Regions from separate parts of the Homo sapiens genome. Here all the other regions are linked to region 2. A link is a contact called in ENCODE Hi-C or POLR2A ChIA-PET data. All regions are on one chromosome and are shown on one strand. The core of a region is the stretch at or near the end of the contact, and the rest is flanking DNA. Distances in the headings are between cores, read along the strand shown.

What was found. Hi-C counts contacts between places; a loop is a spot of excess contacts on that map. ChIA-PET counts read pairs that join two places held with the same protein, here RNA polymerase II (POLR2A). Pooled maps may share reads with other maps.
Region 1: a pooled map shows a loop between it and region 2 (5-fold over the local background). The contact joins the promoter of GPN2 here to the promoter of TMEM222 in region 2. A Hi-C loop is called at or near these places in 8 of 50 pooled maps. POLR2A ChIA-PET finds 5 or more read pairs at or near these places in 3 of 52 experiments (CD8-positive, alpha-beta T cell, WTC11 and activated CD4-positive, alpha-beta T cell).
Region 3: a loop to region 2 is called in a pooled map, with 2.3 times the contacts of the local background. The contact joins the promoter of TENT5B here to the promoter of TMEM222 in region 2. A Hi-C loop is called at or near these places in 1 of 50 pooled maps. POLR2A ChIA-PET finds 5 or more read pairs at or near these places in 3 of 52 experiments (GM12878, WTC11 and activated T-cell).

The regions. Positions count from the first base shown.
Region 1 is chr1:26,888,913-26,891,709 of GRCh38, forward strand. GPN2 (GPN-loop GTPase 2) reads right to left here and starts at 1,371. Exons shown (of 5, transcript NM_018066.4): 1 at 774-1,371; 2 at 57-213. The coding sequence starts at 1,184. GPATCH3 (G-patch domain containing 3) reads right to left here. Exons shown (of 7, transcript NM_022078.3): 7 at 1,576-2,314. The coding sequence ends at 2,098. RefSeq lists enhancers at 532-1,409, 765-934, 1,445-1,714.
Region 2 is chr1:27,320,759-27,323,630 of GRCh38, forward strand. It overlaps TMEM222 (transmembrane protein 222), which reads left to right and starts at 1,405. Exons shown (of 6, transcript NM_032125.3): 1 at 1,405-1,633. The coding sequence starts at 1,440. RefSeq lists enhancers at 819-1,365, 1,366-1,913, 1,413-1,762, 1,914-2,460.
Region 3 is chr1:27,011,578-27,014,277 of GRCh38, forward strand. TENT5B (terminal nucleotidyltransferase 5B) reads right to left here and starts at 1,273. Exons shown (of 2, transcript NM_052943.4): 1 at 830-1,273. The coding sequence starts at 1,093. RefSeq lists enhancers at 519-1,172, 1,173-1,827.

The DNA of each region.
Region 1 (2,797 bases), core at 121-2,620, 430 kb before region 2:
TGCTTCATTCTAGCCCAGCTGCTGCCCTGCTCTTCGCCTGGAACAGAAGCTCTTACCCAGCTTCCCATAATGCTCAATGAGGTCCATCTTGGAAAGGAGGTTGATGTGGGGCAGTTCCACGTGCAGCATGGTGGCCAGGGAGGTACACAGTACTGAAATGAACTTGGCAGGGTCTGTGCAGTAGTGAGAATCCACGAGGTGGACGGCAGTCAGCTGGGAGGGAATAGACAGGGTGAGAGTGGCCTGGAGAAACAGGGATCAGCATTCCCTCATGAGAATGAGGGCTTGAGGACAGAGGGGAAGCTTTCCCCATTAGTCTCCTGCCTCTGTTTCTTTCTAATAACCACCCTGGTTTCCTTCTCCCAGGAAATAGGAGTCATTTTTTTTTTCTTACAAGAGGTCTTGCACTGAGCCTCCCAGTGGGCAAGGGGTTTAAATCCCATGGCATCTGACTCCACTCTTTCATTTACTTTTGCCCACCAATTTACAACAATCTCCATGCCACTTTCGACATTAACCCCTTCCATACTTCCAAAATCGCCAAGTTGGCTACTAACACATTTTACACGTGAGGAAACTGAGGTTCAGAGTGATGAACTGACTTATCAACACCACACAGCCAGTCAGTAGCAGAGCCAGATTCTGAACTCATGCCTGTTTTACTCCAAAGCGACCCAGCCCCTACCTCCCTGTGTGACATGGGGGCGTGGCGTCTGTCCTCCCTGTCTCAGTTACTCCATCCGCAAAATGGGCCTCCCCGCCCTGAGACGCACCCTGAGGTCCCACTGCGCCATTTGGGAGAAGATGCTGCGCAAGGCGCCGTGATGCGTGCAGAGCTCCACCTGGCCTGGGCAGTCGAAGAGGAAGTAGTGGCCGCGGAGGGGGTCGAGCTTGGCACGCAGCCAGTCCAGGTTGGCTTCCAGGTACTCCATGCAGTAGAGCAGGCCGCCGTTGGGCCCCAGGCGCAGCGCGTCCATCACGTCGCCCAGCCCCACCAGCTCGCCCACGTCCACGGCACACTCGTACGGCAGCCCCTCGTTGGCCGGGTCCAGGTTCACCACCGCCACGCGCCGGCCCAGCGCGCGCAGGAACTCACTCATGCCCAGGCAGTACGTGGTCTTCCCTGAGCCCGGCGGGCCGATCACCGCCTGCCCGAAGGCCGTGGTCGGAGCGGCCCCTGCCATTGGCGGCCCGCGGCCCGGAGCAGGTCAACTCACAGGGAAAACGGGGCAGGTAGCCGCGCCGGAGACGAGACTGAGGGCGAGGGTCCCAGTACGTATACCTCGTTGGCGGCCAGCGTCACTCGCCTCAGGCGGAACAGCTGAGACCGTGTCGCGCAAAAGGAGATAACAGGCCGATACTAACTAGACTAACTCGACTTCCGGACAGCGTCGGAAACGGCGAGCCAACGAGAGGAAGTCCCGCCCTCACGGCGGGGACGAAGCTAGACGCCGAGGGGCGGGCGGCGCAGCCGCATTTCTCTCGCGGGTAGTGGGTCGAATGTGGGGTCTTTGCGGGAAAATCGCTCTCGGAATTTCTCTAACCTTCAGACTCGAATTAGAAAAGTAAGGGAGCTCCAGTAGTAAACGTCTTTATTCTTCCGTGACGTCGCACACCCAAGCCACCTCCCGCGGACTCTCCGCTGGCAGTCCCACCCAGTGAGGGTAGAGGCGGTGGAGGGCCCACCCAAGGCCGGCTCTTCCAAGCACCACAAATCCTCTCCTCGCCCAGGTCCCTTTCCCCCTTTCTGGCCTTCGTGGGGACACCTTCAGAGTCCCCAAGGAAGGCTGTGCTGATAGCCTCACTCAACCCAGCTTTTCAAAGTTCTGCAGGAGGCAAAGGGCAAGCCCAGAGATTAGGGTTAGAGACCAAAGACAAGCGGTCGTTACCCCTAATATCCAAGGGGAGGGGACGGGAGGGGGCTTTTTGTAAAAATGCCCCTGAGGTATAGAACCGGCAGGCAGGCAGGCTCGGAACAAAACACCCTGAACCAGCCACGAAGACTGCTGCTCCCAGACTCCTTTCTGCTTCAGTGGTAGATGAGGCCAGGGCAGAGGGTTTTCATCATGTAGCTATGAAAGGAAGCCCCCAACCCGGTCAGTCAGGCAATGAGGGGCTGTCTGAAGCACAACTGGAACCCCTCACAAAGGCCATGTCTGTCCGAAACTTCATGCTGGTGGGTGGCTGGCGGCGGAGCAGTGACTCCGTCTGGTCTTGGGGTAGAGGCTCATCATAGATGGTGGAGATGAGCCCCAAGCCATTTCTACGGGGCCTCTTCAGTTGCCCAAATGGCTGTAGCTTCTCTCCATGGTACCTGGATAAAAACGGGCTCTCAGTGAGAAGGCTGCTCTCAAACTCCAGTTAAAGGGGTTGGGAGAGGACGGGGAAGTAGTTACTACATATCTGGTTTGTCCAAAGACAGAGGCTTTAAATCTGGGTCTTTGTTCTCCAGCCCTCTTATCTATCCATTGACAGTGCCAGCAAGAAGGGGCCTCATATAAAATTTTCATTCTGTCACTACAGACTTCCTAATAGTAACCATCAAGTCCAAACTCCTCCAACAAAGGGTATGAATGATCTTGTTAAGCCTTAGGGCTTACTCTTTAAAAAAAAAAAAAAAGTCAGATTTACTTTATTTATTTATTTATTTCTGAGATGGGGTCTCACTATGTCACCCAGGCTGGATTGTAATGGCGTGATCTCGGCTCACTGCAACCTCCACCTCCTGGGTTCAAGCGATTCTCCTGCCTCAGCCTCCAGAGTAGCTGGGACTACAGGCGCATGCCACCATGCCCAG
Region 2 (2,872 bases), core at 155-2,654:
TACAAACAGGACAGCAAGCTCTCCATAGATCAGCATTGAGGGAGGGTAATTCAGTGGAAGAAGGACCTTCCCCAAATGGGAAGCTCCTAACTTCCTGAGTGCATTTGTCCATACCTTCCTTTACCTGATTACTCTTTTTATTCTTTTTTTTTTTTCTTTAAGGCTGATTTTTAGTGGCAGCCTTCCTTCTGACTTTGGGCTGTCCCCAACTTCCCCTCCCCACCCCAGTAGACCCCAGTAGACTTCATTTTCTTTGTCTTGACATCCTTTAAAAAGCCAAAAGTCTCCAACATTTGAGCCTGGCTTCTCTCTAATTATGGTTGTGTGTGATCTCAAACAATTAACTTCCCTGAGCCCGTTTTCCCATTTGTACAATGAAGGGATTGGATCACATCTAAGGCTTATGATTTACTCCAGTAAGTATTCACACTCTTGCACACACTGCTCTGCACGGCCTTCCTTTCTTTGTACCGCTGCACTCATACTTCCACTCCTGTGCCACATGGCAAACATCAAGACTCAACTCAATAATATCCTATCTTCCAGCAAGTCTTCCCTGTATATACAATAAAACACACACACACACACACGTGCGCACACACAACTGTGTGTGTCTTCCTTTATGCTACCACTACCTCGTGAGAGGGCCACAGAATGAAAAGGGCAAGGGAGGTATAAGACTTGGGTTTGGGCCAGGCGCGGTGGCTCACGCCTGTAATCCCAGCACTTTGGGAGGCCAAGGCGGGCGGATCACAGGGTCAGGAGTTTGAGACCATCCTGGCTAACATGGTGAAACGCCACCTCTACTAAAAATACAAAAATTAGCCGGGCGTGGTGGCACGCGCCTGTTATCCCAGCTACTCGGGAGGCCGAGGCAGGATCGCCTGAACCTGGGAGGTGGAGGTTGCAGTGAGCCGAGATTGTGCCATTGCCCTCCAGCCTGGGCAACAAGAGAAAAAATTCCGCCTCAGAAAAAAAAAAAAAAAAAAAGACTTGGGTTTGCATCGTGGTCTCTCACCTTTTGAACCTCAGTTTCTCACCTGTAACAGGAGGGAATACCTAATTTGGATGTCTAATTAGTTTATGGGGATTAGAAACAATTCATGTCAAGTGCTTGGCACCTAAGAAGTGCTCAATAAATAGCGACTGTACCACACCTCCTAGGAGCCCTCAGCGTACTGAATTAGAGTTCTCTATAAGTCTCCGGCGCTAGACTGCGAACTGCCTGAGAGCATCCCTTCTGCAGCCGCGGGGCATAAGCGGCAAAGACTCGGGGCTGGCAGGCGCATAGGGAGTGGGGCGGGGCTGGCCGGGCCCAGAGGAACGCGGCTCGGATTCCCGGGGGAAGGCCAAGCGGGGCGGACCCCATCTCCGGGAAGTGACGCCATGGGGACGAGCGGCACCAGAGCCGGGGCCAGTCGGAGCGGGGCGCGCGCCGCATGGCGGAAGCGGAAGGGAGTTCTCTGCTCTTGTTGCCGCCGCCGCCACCCCCGCCCAGGATGGCGGAAGTGGAGGCGCCGACGGCGGCCGAGACGGACATGAAGCAATATCAAGGCTCCGGCGGCGTCGCCATGGATGTGGAACGGAGTCGCTTCCCCTACTGCGTGGTGTGGACGCCCATCCCGGTGCTCACGTGAGTCTCTTCCGGCATCCGCCTGGGGACGAGGAGGGCCCAGGGAGAGCCGGAGTCGGGCCGGGCTAGCCTCCGGCCCCAACGCGCAGCAAGCCTTTTCCTCGGGTCTGGCCCGCACGCCTCGCCCAGTCACCAGAACCCCGCCATCCATGTAGTGCCAGTTTGTGCACACGGCTGGGACACGCTCCCTGCTCTCAATACACCTGGTGTAGCCAGGGAGAGAGTTGTAGGCCAGCAGGAAAGGGCAAGTGGCTGGGAGACTCGAGCTGTGAGTGTGTAGAAGAGGGAGCCCCTTATCGGATCTGAGGAGACATTTTTATTAATTCACTGGTTTATTCTCTCATTGAGCAAATGCTTACTGGTCGCTTACCATATTCCAGACATACTGCTGGGTCTGGGAGCAAGAGTGGGAGTTTGGTTGGGACCACACGAGATCCTGGGATGTCAACATTGGAAGGGCCCCCAGAGATCTGAGAGTCCAACCCTTTGTCTCACGTGCCATCTCAGTTGCAAACTGGGTTTAGATCCCAGGTTGTCTGCCTCCCAGACCAAAGTTCTTTCTGTAACATCAGCCTTTGTCAGGGGAGAAGCAGGTGCTCTGGTACTACTTGGCGCCTTTTGGGAGGAGCTCTCATATGGGGAGAGGTGGTTTGCCCTCCTGCTTCAACCTTGACAGCTGATAAACGTAACCCCTCCTCACCGTGCTGGATAGTTTGCCAAGCTCTTAAACACCCATTTTATCAGAATTAAACATCCATTTTCTAAGGTAGGTTATCTTCTCAGATGGTGAAGCTGAGCTGCTTGTAGCATTAAGTGTCTTGATCAGGTTCGCACCCCAATAAGCAAAGGCATGAAGAGCTCAGTCTTCTGATCTAACTTGCTCTTTGCACTACATCTTATCCACTCTCACCTGATGGGATAGCTTGTTCCGCTATCAATAACAGCCAGTGGTGATGTGGAGAAGGGATCATTTGGGGCCTTAGGTGTTGCTGATTCTAAAAAGATCGTAGTTTTTGAATTATGTTAAAATACTTGAATTATTTTGTGTTTTCAAGTACTTATGCATATAAGAGCATCCAAATCTGTTCTTTAAAAATAAAATATTGGGACAGGCGCGGTGGCTCATGCCTGTAATCCCAGCACTCTGGGAGGCAGTGGAGGGTGGATCGGTAGGTAGTTCGAGACCAACCTGGCCATCGTGGCGAAACCCGTCTCTACTAAAAATACAAAAATTAGCTG
Region 3 (2,700 bases), core at 23-2,522, 310 kb before region 2:
TGGTATTTCAGAACATGACAGCGTCTGGGCTGTACAGATGAAAAAGCAGTCTTGGGGTCGTTGAGGTTCAGATAAAGGGAAGAGTTGGAGGAGGGAGGGGCTGTCAGAATTCTCTTCTCCCTTTCCTCAGGAGAGAGAGGACGTGGGGCCTGAGGCCTGGGTTGGCCTTCATTTCCAATCTTGGGAAGGAGAAGAAACACCTAAATTGGTCACTTAATGTTGCCCTTGGGGGTGGGGTATCAGGTCTGACCTTCGGCTTAATAAATATTGGGCCACAACCCCAGCTGAGAGAGAGGGAGTCCCTGACAAGTTTTCTTGGCTTTTCCACGGGGTGGAGGGGGAAGGGGGGGTTTCTCCAGCAAAAGGCTGTAGGAGCACAATGGCAGAGGCTGCTCCTAGAACCTCGAGAGAGGAAAGGAGGGTGAGGTCCAGGGATGCCCAGATAGGGAAGGAAAAGCTATTTTGGACTCAAGCATGCACACTTACCCACCCAGGGCCACCTGGCGTCTTTTGTCCTTGCAGGCAGAGACAAATTCTTCCCCCAATGCCCTTGACATCCTCCTCCCCTCTCCCAGCCAGGCCCTGGGTGAGTGATCCGTGGGGAATCAGGGTTCTCCAAGAGTCGAGATGGAAAAGCCAGGTGGGGAAGGATTAGTAGATGCAGGGGGAGGTCTGGTCTACCATTCATAATGCTGTGCAATTGTTACAGCCATGTCCCCGTTCCTCAGTTTCCCTAGCTGTCTAGAAAGTCAAACAGACTACAAATGCCTTCCAGCCACGAGAGCCTCAGAAGGGATTCCCCCACATCCCCCGCCTGGCGTCCTCTCACCTGCACGATCTGCCGGGGCTGCACGCTCAGCGTGGGGAAGTTGCCGCGCCCGTGAATGGGAATCGGCTCGCTCAGAAGAGCGTCCAGTCGCTTCACCTGTGGCCAGCTCAGCCCACTCAGGTGCCGTCCGGGGAAGGCCGATAAGGCCTCCGGGTCGGGGCCGCCGCCTGCCGGGGCTGCCGTGGCCACCGCCGTGGCCGCAGCCGTCCCCACCTGAGCAGCCGCCCGGTCCCTGCGCTCAGCTCCGCTCTCCGACGGCATCATCCGCCCGGCCCCCGGGCCCCGACGGCAGAAACCGTGGGGGTGGTTAAGGGGAGGAGGACAGGGAGAGCGGCTGGGCAGGGGCCAAGGCGGGGGGCACGAAGGCAGGGACGGGGCGGCAACGACGGCGAGACAAAGCCAGGGAACACCTCAGACGGCGACGACTAACCGACCCTAGCGCCTGCAGCCCGCGGCCCAGCGGACTCTTATAGGCCGCGGGCGACGTGCCCATTGGTCCGGGCCGCTGCCAACAGCGAGAGCCGCCCCGCCTCTGAACGCTCCGGACACTGGTCTGTAGAGCTTTGCACGTGAGTCACTGTTCTCTAGGGAGATTCCGATTGGCTAGAGGGCACGCCCCTGCCCCGCCCTCCTTCTCAGGCTGAATTCCCTCCTTTGGTCCTTAAAGAACTTCTGTTCACTGTGATTGGCCCGGGCCTGGACTTAAAGGGACAGCGCCCACCCCGCCCCGCCAGGGTCAGGAGGGAGGGAAGTGACCTGCGGAGTTTGTAGCAGAGTCAGACCACTGAGAAATTCCAGGTTTCTGTTTTTTTTTTTTAGCGCTGGAAGAAATTGAGAAGTCACCTAGCCTTGTCCTGCTATTTTCAGAAGCCCAAAGAGATTGAGCCACGTGATCAACTCTGCACAGCACTGCTCATGCTCTGGCAGTTTTCCAGAGCCTAGGAAAGGTATAATAAACAACTCTGGGCCCGGCGCGGTGGCTCACGCCTGTAATCCCAGCACTTTGGGAGGCCGAGGTGGGCGGATGACAAGGTCAGGAGATCGAGACCATCCTGGCTAACACGGTGAAACCCCGTCTTTACTAAAAATACAAAAAATTAGCCGGGTGTGTGGCGGGCGCCTGTAGTCCCAGCTACTCGGGAGGCTGAGGCAGGAGAATGGCGTGAACCCGGGAGGCGGAGCTTGCAGTGAGCCGAGATTGCGCCACTGCACCCCAGCCTGGGCGACAGAGCGAGACTCCGCCTCAAAAAAAAAAAAATTAATAATAATAATAAACTCTGCATACCAAGGTAAAGGCCTTTTTTTTTTTTTTTTTTTTTTTTTTTCTCGAGACAGAGTCTCGCTTTGTCACCCAGGCTGGAGTGTAGTGGCGCGATCTTGGCTTACCGCAAGCTCCGCCTCCCGGGTTCAAGCAATTCTCCTGCCTCAGCCTCCCGATTAGCTGGGATTACAGGCATGCGCCACCAAGCCCGGCTAATTTTTTTGTGTTTTTAGTAGACACGGGGGTTTCACCATATTGGCCAGGCTGGTCTTGAACTCCTGACCTTGTGATCCACCCACCTCGACCCCCAAAGTGCTGGGATTACAGGCGTGAGCCACTGTGCCCGGCCCTAAAGTAAAGGCTTTCTAAGACACTGTTGATTGGCCTCGCAAACCACAGCATGATGAGCGTTGATGTACAGCATAGCCAATTTAGGGAAGGAGAGATCTGCTCAGAGAGGCTTTGTGATTACCCGACTGTCACACAGCAAACTAGTAAGGCCCTGGTCCTCAACCAGGGCTATAGAATCTGTGGTGCATGTTTTTTCCACTGTACCTATGCAGACCCAGCTCCTTTCTGGAGCTAGAGAACGAATAATGTGTTTACATGT